Linked DNA regions of Homo sapiens: region 1 is linked to region 2. Evidence: read pairs that join two places in POLR2A ChIA-PET (ENCODE). Cell type or tissue: OCI-LY7. All regions are shown on one strand. Each heading gives the region's core, and the rest is flanking DNA. Links, peaks and the distances in the headings are about the cores only.

Evidence for each region. Peaks named below come from ENCODE experiments on the same cell type or tissue, not always from the same donor. Only the 100,000 strongest peaks of a DNase experiment are listed, where the experiment ranks them.
Region 1: POLR2A ChIA-PET joins it to region 2 with 5 read pairs; 4 of 35 experiments call an interaction of 5 or more read pairs at or near these places.

What each region holds. Positions count from the first base shown.
Region 1 is chr4:113,586,458-113,590,858 of GRCh38, forward strand. All of the region lies in intron 4 of CAMK2D (calcium/calmodulin dependent protein kinase II delta), which reads right to left. Among named protein-coding and RNA genes, the nearest start is that of CAMK2D, 170 kb to the right of the region's middle. RefSeq lists an enhancer at 1,919-2,088. In OCI-LY7, for the core only: no CTCF peak of the experiment used is centred there; a DNase peak (open chromatin) is centred at 2,604.
Region 2 is chr4:113,765,003-113,769,403 of GRCh38, forward strand. No RefSeq gene overlaps it. Among named protein-coding and RNA genes, the nearest start is that of CAMK2D, 5.5 kb to the left of the region's middle. In OCI-LY7, for the core only: no CTCF peak of the experiment used is centred there; no DNase peak of the experiment used is centred there.

The DNA.
Region 1 (4,401 bases), core at 176-4,175, 180 kb before region 2:
GGATTGCTGCCCCTTGCAATATAAAGAGTCCTGAAGAATGCACTAATTTTTACATGTTATTGTCAACCACTTTTCAGCAAAACACCCCCAAATCAATCCATGTGATTCTAGCTACAAAGGTTTTGTTCACACTTCTTTTCTCAATAGAACAACCTAGGTTGTGAGGCTCAGCTCAATTCTGTTACTAAAACACCTTCTGATCATGCTTTGGTCCAAATAGAACCAGCTCTCACAAACCTAGGCTTTATCTCTTTATTTAAGAAACAAACCCACTCCAGTACTACTGATTGAGAGCTTATAACATCCAGAAGCTTACAGAAAAGCCTCTATCTATGAATATTCGCTGGTTATAGTAATAAAGAGACAAAATTGGTGGTCCGTTAGCTCCATGTTCAGGGCATGCAGGTAAAAGAACAGGGTCATGGAACAAGGAAGGGATACAAAAAACAGTTTGAATAAAAAATAAGACTTCAGAAAGTCTCTTGTTAACTTTTGTTTTAAGGAAAGAGATAAAAACAAACCATTCAAAACTAAATGCAAGCACATAATACCCCATCATCTAAGTTCTGCTAAAGAGTAAATATAAAGCAATATTTTACAGTTGTTCATAGCACTATTTTCAGTGTCAGGCAAATCTAAGTTTAAATCCTAGCACAGCCACTTACTCTGTGACCTTAGGTAAAGCAAATAAACTCTCCTCCCTCAATTTCATCTGTAAAGAAGAATTAGAATAATACTATATACCTTATGGAGTTACTGTCAATGAGACAATGTGTATATGCTTGTCAGTTTGAGAAGGAGGAGTTCATGGTAAGTGCTTAACAAATGTTCACTCTTATTAAGGCCAGACATTCTTTTACAAAATCAAAATGACTTTCAAGTAATTTCACATGCTGATAAAGGCAATTCAGTAACATGCGCCTGAGGCAAATTTCATTTGTGACTATGGCTTTTTACTCTTAGGTCTTATTCACATAGTTAGGTTTTTCAGCAGAGACAACATCCCAGTCTCTAAAACTCTCTTTCACACCGTAACACTCAAAAGGAAGAGCAGGGTCTTTATTCTTAATTATTTTTTGCTTTCTTTAGGAAGAGATTATCTGAACAACTAAAGAGAACTGAAGGATTGAGGTTGCTTTGAGAAATAGTTTCATTGAGAAATAGTTAATATTGAAACACAAAGTTACAGAAACAATGCTTTAAATCTAAGTGTATATGGAAAGTGTTCTTCCTTCTCCAGACTATTAGTAACAGTCAGTTATAAAGTTTTTCCAAACTCTGGGCCTAAATTTTAAAGGTCTAAATATTGCAATTCCTATGGCATGAGGCTGTCTATCATCAGTACACGCTAGTCATAGTCCCCAAGTGTTTTGGGTTTCACAATTATCAGCTAAGCATACCCTTCGAAAAAGTCTGTATCATCAATAATACTAGGAAAAGAAGCCAAATATGATGATGATGTCATCCAGATCAGTAGGTTTCTTTGTTCAAGCAAGAGCAGGCAGAAAATATTTCTTTCTGCCCATGAAAATGCCCCATTTGGGTCAACATTTCTGGAAAGGGTTGAATAGTTTTCAGATTCCAAAATAAGAGATTAAAAAAGCAAACAAAAGAGTCTTTCTTTCCAGAGACTCCATTGAAGAATGCAACCACTGAGAAAATATATTAATCCATGTATATACGTTGCATGTTTCAGTCTTGGCACCTTGTGGGTTTGAGAAAGAAAATGACAGGAAAGACTTCAATTGCTTAAATAATTATAGCCATTAGTATCAGGCTCCCCGGGTAATTGAATATCCTACTTTACTTGCTGGCTAAAAATAAGTAGCCAAATGTTTCTAAGAAAAAGACAAGGTAAATGGTACATACTGATACTTCAAATCATTAAGCATCATAATAATAAAGAAAAATCATATTTCAATTTAAGTACATCATAAATACCATGTGAGACAACACTGCCTCTATTTAGACCATACAGGCATAACTATTTTCATTTCTTAAAACGTATCATGATGTCTCATTTTGCTCAAAAGCAGATACTTGGCTAAACCAAATCTCTAGTTTTAGTACTGACCAAAAATCAATTTCTATGATTCTGAGCATACTAATTAACTATTACTTAGGCAATAGTTGGCACTGAGGCACCATTATGTAACCAAAGTAGCAAGTAGATGAAAGAAAACCTAAAACATTCACTTACAACTCTTTAAACCCTTTGCAAAACAATGCTATATTCTTCCCAGAAGTTTTCTCATGTGCTCTTCTGCAAAAGTATTTATTGAACATCTGTTATGTGCTCTAGACACTGGGGATAATAGTGATCAAAAGAGAAAAAAGTCCCTGCACTAATGGAGCTTACGTCATAGTTGGTAATATAGAAAATTAACCAGATAAATTAATTCATGGTAGTTTAATAGTGGTGTCAAAAAAGAAAAAAAAAAAAAGCCAAGGAAGGAATTAAGAAAAGTTGGTGAAGAAAGCAGATCAACTTTTAGATTGGTGGGCAGGGAAGGCCTCTGTGAGCCAAGCTCTGAGAGGAGAGCTGGGGAGACCATGCAGGTTTCTGGGAGAGGAACACTCAGGGCCAAGGAAAGAGGAAGTGCAAATACCTTGAGCTGCAATATGCCTAGCATGTCCCAGGCTGTGAGGTAGGCAGTGTGGCTGGGGCTGAGTGGGTCAGAAGGAGAGCAGTAGGCAATGTGGCAATGGAGTGTTTTGAGCAGAGGAGTGGCATGCTCTTGGAATTTGATAGGAACTCTCTGGCTACTGTGTTGAGAGAAGACTATATGAAGGTGAGGGTAGAAAGAGGAAAACTAGTTGGGACACTTTTACAGTGATCCAGCAAGCGATGATAATGGTTTTGGCCAAGGGGGTGCTGTGGAGATTCAAGATATATTCAAGTTCTGACAGATTCAAGTTCTGAATATATTAGATTCAAGAAGTGCAAATGTCTTGAAGTTGAGATATGCCTAGCATGCACCAGGCTATGAGTAAGGCAGTATGGCTGGAGCGGAGTGAAATATATTCAGTTTCTGAATGTATTTTGAATCTAATAGGAGTTGCTGATGAGTCAAATATGGTAAGTAAGAGAAGGGCGCAATGAGTCAATAATTACTCTAAGGTTTTTGGACTGTGAGCCTGAAAAAGACGGAGTTGCCACTAAGAGGAGTAACTTTGACCTTAGAGAGATGAGGAGAACTGTTTTAGATATCTTAAATTTGAGATGCCAATTAGACATGCAAGTAGAGATAGTGAGTAGGCAACAGAATGCGCAAGTCTGGAGTTTGGGTAGAGGTCTGAGTAGCAGTTGTAAATTTGGATATCATTAGCTTATAGATGGAATAATTTAAAGCCATGATACTGGATGAGATTCTTAAGAAGCAAGTATAAGCAGAGAATGCATGATGCCCAAGGACCAAGCCCTTGTACTCCTACGTTTAAATGTCTGGGAGATGAGGAAGAACCCGCAAAGAAGATACAAAAGGGTGGAAGGAAATTACCTCTATGGTATGGCCAAATTACCTCTATGATATTTTGAATATATGCATGTTAATAAGGTTAAATGAATATTCAAAAGACTTAAAATATCTTGAAGAGAGGCACAAAATCCTACTCATTTTGGGCTTCAGGGACCAGCACTGTACCAGCTACATAAAAAAACACTAAATGTATCTGTTGAATGAATAAGTGAATGGATAAATGAATGTAGAATCTTAAACATTCACTTTGGCTCAATGAATATTTATTGAGCATTTTCTAGTTCCAGAAACTGAGCAAGACACTGAGAAAACAAATATAGATAGAGATCTATCTGATAGGGAAGACAGACAGGTTAACTTGATAGTATATTGGTTTAATTTCTTGCTAAGAGAAACATCAGGCAATTAAATGGAAATATATCAGACACAGAAGAAAAAAGTATGTTATTTAGGAGAATGACAGAACTCCTTTAAAGAAAATTCTAAAATCTGATTCCCCATCCTCCCTTTTAACAAGAAATATAAGAAATTACAGTGAAAGTCAATGGATAATCATGATTCAAGATAGTCAATTTCCTATGCATAAAACTTTTCATTAACACGTCTATCACTACACGAGAACAGCAAAGAAGAAAGATGAACAAGATCATAAATTATAATTTTCTTCCAGTTCTACTTTGAAAGCTTTTTTTGAGGCTCCAATAAAAGTTCTGGTTAATTTTAGATTACTAATTTGTAATTCAAAACTTATAAACTTCAAAAGCATTTATGAAAAATCTAATTAATATTTCTCTTTCATATATTCTTTAAAACAAAAGTAACATCTTACTTAAAATAACTGGGACAGAATAACTCTACTCAGTTAGATCTTTGCCCTCACTACCTCACAGAACTGACACATATCACACAATATGACTGTATA
Region 2 (4,401 bases), core at 134-4,133:
CCACTCTTCACTGCAGATTTGGAGGCTAGGGGAAAAAAGTAACAGCAAGTTGCTGCCTTTCCAAACTATGATAACTAAACCATATAGAGCCAGACAGTCTACTGATGAGCAGATAATCTGTTTACCAGACCATCCATTAGTGCAAGATGAATTTGCAGTTAAAAAACAAACTATTCATAAAAGCAAAGCTAACAACAGAAGATATTTTCTTTGTTTCATCATGTGCTGAAAGAATCTTTTTCCTAAAAATAAAAATAAATGTGCAAATAAATAAGAAAACAAGTGATATCCATACAATGAAGAAATGTCTCTTTTGCATTACTTGCAAGTACATTGGTCAGCATGCTTGACCCTCCATGAACATACATGTTTCCCTGACACTCTGCTAAAAGAATTGCAGTAGGAAGGTACATTAAATAAGATGTATAATACACAATAATTGTATAAAAGGTTATAGAGTCATTAATAAAGAAAATAACAGATTTTGACTCTTCTGTGTACCTCTAATGATTTTCATTGACTTTCAACTTTGCAAACACTTATTACACTGGACTGTAATTAGACTGTCAGACCCTTCCTGGCAGGGACTGTCATTCAGTCCCCCCACTGTATCACTAGCACAGGGTTTTTGCCACAACAGGTGCTCAAAAATACCTTTTTTTTAAAAAAAAAAAAAAACAATATTATGGTATTAACAGTCTTGACTTTCCAAATATTAAAAATGCCCAATCTTTAATAGGGTATAATGAGGCCCCTTTGTTGCAATATTTAGTTGATTCTTTGTAATCCTGAAGTAACTTGACTTCTCTGTATAATTTCATACTCTTGACCTGAAATTCTCTCTGTTGGTTTTCATGTCTGATACCACACTTTCTATTCACAATACCTCACCCATTCCACAACATTTCTGCCTCTTTTCTTCAGTATCATTCCTGGTCTCTTTTTTCTCTGCCTCTGTGGTAAGTGATAGTGCTTTCAACCTAGGATTCCATCTTAGGTTGCCTTTTTTTCTCATTTTACACAGCTTTCCTAGGCTGCCTTCATAGCTATCACTGTGTTAATTATCATATGTCTTAAATTTGACTCTCCAGATGTAGACCCTAAGACAAGAATGTATGGAAAAGGGATTTATTGAGGTAGTATTTCCAGGGACAAGGATAATGTTAAAGAAAAAAATCTCATTCAATGATACTTGCTGAAGTATAGTAAGACAGATTTTATTCAGACTATCACAGTAGGTATAGTTACCACTGCAAGGGGGTTTTGCAGTAGGGGAAAGAGATTGGGCTGAACTTCAAATGCAAAAAAAAAAAAAAAGGAAAAGTGGGAATTTATATCTAAGGAGTGGGAGTGGAGGAAGGTAGATGAATGGAAAATTACTAAAAGGAAACTTCTGAGGTAAGGGGATAGTCTGGCTAAACCTACCTAACAAGATTCTTACTGAAGGCAGGCTGGAAGATTCTGGATAAACAAACTTAGCAGGATTCTTAATAAAATTGGGCTGATGCAAACATTTGACATGGAAATTCAAACGTCGAGGGTAGGAAAGAGGATTGAGAGAAGCCTAACTAAAATTTGGTGAAGGAGAGACTCTTTGTCAGTAGAGAATTGGAGAACATGGGACAAAAACAATGCAAAAACAAAAAGCAGCATGTGCCTTCAAGTAAAGTCCCAGCATCAGCCTTATTTTCAGGGAGCTCTGGAGTATATGTTATACCCAGTTTTGTTACCCTCAAAGCAAGGGCTTTCCTATTTCTTCACCAGTCATTCATTGATCACTAGCAATGGAAGAGGGAAACAAACGGACATAAACTCCCTTGGGGTCAGGGTCTGGCCGTCCTTCCTGGCGGGTTGAACAGCTCCAGTGGCTCCAGAGTATGCCACTGAGGAAAAAGTCACAGGTAGAGGCTATTACAAGAAAAGACTGCAGAAGTGGGGTATGCACACAGAACTAGGGCATGGGCACAGAACTGGGATTCCAGAGAACGGAGAGTGGAAGCACCAACAGAATCAGCTGGATACTAAAGTGCTAATGACCCTGCAATCTCTGTCTGTAGCAAAGGTCTTTTTCTGAGCTTCAGACTCATATTGCCCGCTCCCTACAGGAAACTTCCTCCTGGACATTGCACCTCTGACTCAACATGTCTAAAATTAATATGTCTTCCTTCTACATCTGCACCTCCTCCATATCTCAGTGAAATTTCAGGGTCATCCCACAATCAATCACAAGTCCATATACATCATAACATTCCTACTGCAAATGCCTTAGTTTAGGCCACCATCGTTTCTCACTTGGATTCAGAGGAATTCATACTAAACAAATCTATCATGTCTCTTCTCAGTATAGATATCATTATTAGCTCCCCATATATCTTTAGGAAAAAAGTTCAAAAAGTCTTTAGTACACCCTACCAGGCATTTCAAACTACTCACTGCTTAGTTTCATACTCATTCCTTGTACCCACACATACCCTAACTCCTAAACATTTCTAGAATTATCTTGCATTTCTCATTACCAGCATTCTAGATCAAACTATTGTCTTCTCTAACCAGTTTGCGGAAACAACCTCTTAACTGCATTAATAATTGTGCTTTCTTCCCTCTCCTACACACAGCTGAGAGAAACATCTTTTGAAAATAAATTTGATCCCATCATTCCTTTGCTAAAATGTTTCAGGTATGCCTCCAGTGATCTTGAAATAAAGACCAAAATCTATCAAGGTTTAAAAAGCCTTACATGATCCTCCAATATTGTTATACTTACTATGATTAGTATTTTAACCTGTCTGAAAATTTTTGAATGGTTTGAGGCAGGCAGGTATCTACTTTCATTTTCTTTTCCCCTCAAATGGATAGCTAGTTTTGCCAATGCATTAACTGAATAGTCCATCTGTCCATCTTTATCCTTTCCCACTTGTTTGAAAGACCTTTTTTTTTTTTTTTTTTTTTGGAGACGGGGTCTCACTCTGCTTCCTAGGCGCTGGAGTGCAGTGGTGCGATCTCAGCTCACTGCAACCTCCACCTCCTGGATTCAAGCAATTCTCGTGCCTCAGTCTCCTGAGTAGCTGGAACTACAGGCATGCACCACTATGTCCAACTTTTTGTATTTCAGTAGAGACAGGCTTTCACCATGTTGCCCAGGCCGGTCTCAAACTCCTGAGCTCAGGCAATCTTTGGCCTCCCAAAGTGCACGGATTACAGGCGTGAGCTACTGTGCCTGGCCTGAAAGACCTTTAAAAAAAATCATATATTCATTTACATTGGATTATTTCATTACTCTTCATTACGTTCAGTTTATCACTTTGTCAATTCCTTTAACAGTACTCTTCTCTTGATTCATGTAGCTTTAGAGGAGGGTAGCATTTATCTCAACAATCTTGGTGTTTAAAAGTTAACTTTTCCTAAAAGCCAATGGCTTAGCCTTTAAATTACCTTGGTCAAAAGTCGAAAATTATTTTTTCATCATGTAGGGGCCAATACCAAGGATTCACTACATGCTATGTAGCGGGTAGCTAATACAAACTATAATCAAAATAGACTTTAGAATATATTTTTAATCTATTATCACCAAACCTACAGAATTATAGTACTCTGTCTCATTTACGTAATGAGATGTCCAGCCAATTTATTATTATTATTATTATTGAGATGGAGTCTCACTCTCTCCTGGAGTGCAATGGCACGATCTTGGCTCACTACAACCTCCAAGTCCCAGGTTCAAGCGATTCTTCTGCCTCAGCCTCCCGAGTAGCTGGGATTACAGGCGCCCACCACTACCCTCGGCTACATTTTGTATTTTTAGTAGAGATGGGGTTTCACCACGTTGGCCAGGCTGGTCTTGAACTCCTGACATCAGGTGATTCGCCAGCCTCGAGCCTCCCAAAGTGCTGGGATTACAGGCGTGAGCCACCTCGACCAGTGCTAATTTATTATTATTCAGGTGCTACTTATTCATTTCCTACATAGTCAAGGGCCCTGTTATTTCTTATTCTCCTGCTTTTTTGTTTCCTAGAGTTGGCTTAGACTTGTTGATTCATTCCTTCAAAAAGCAGAAAGAAGTTTTAAAAATCTGTTTGCCTAATGACTTAACACATGTGGCTAAACCTAACCACCAAGGTCTGTTCCATCTTACTACACAAACAAGGTTTGGGCTGAATACATAGCTAGAATACCAGATTTTCCTGTTTTGAGATTAATTTTTTGGCAAAGAAATGGAGCAAAAGTGATATATGCCGCTTCCAGACCTGGTTCATGTTCTGGAATGTTCTCTAATGTTCTTCAGTCTCTGAACGACTGGGATGGCAATTCCTAGGGCAATCTTATAAGTATCATATTGAAGATTGCAGAACCACTGTCAGCCTGGGGCCCTGAAAGACTTCATACAACAGAGCTGCTGCTAAT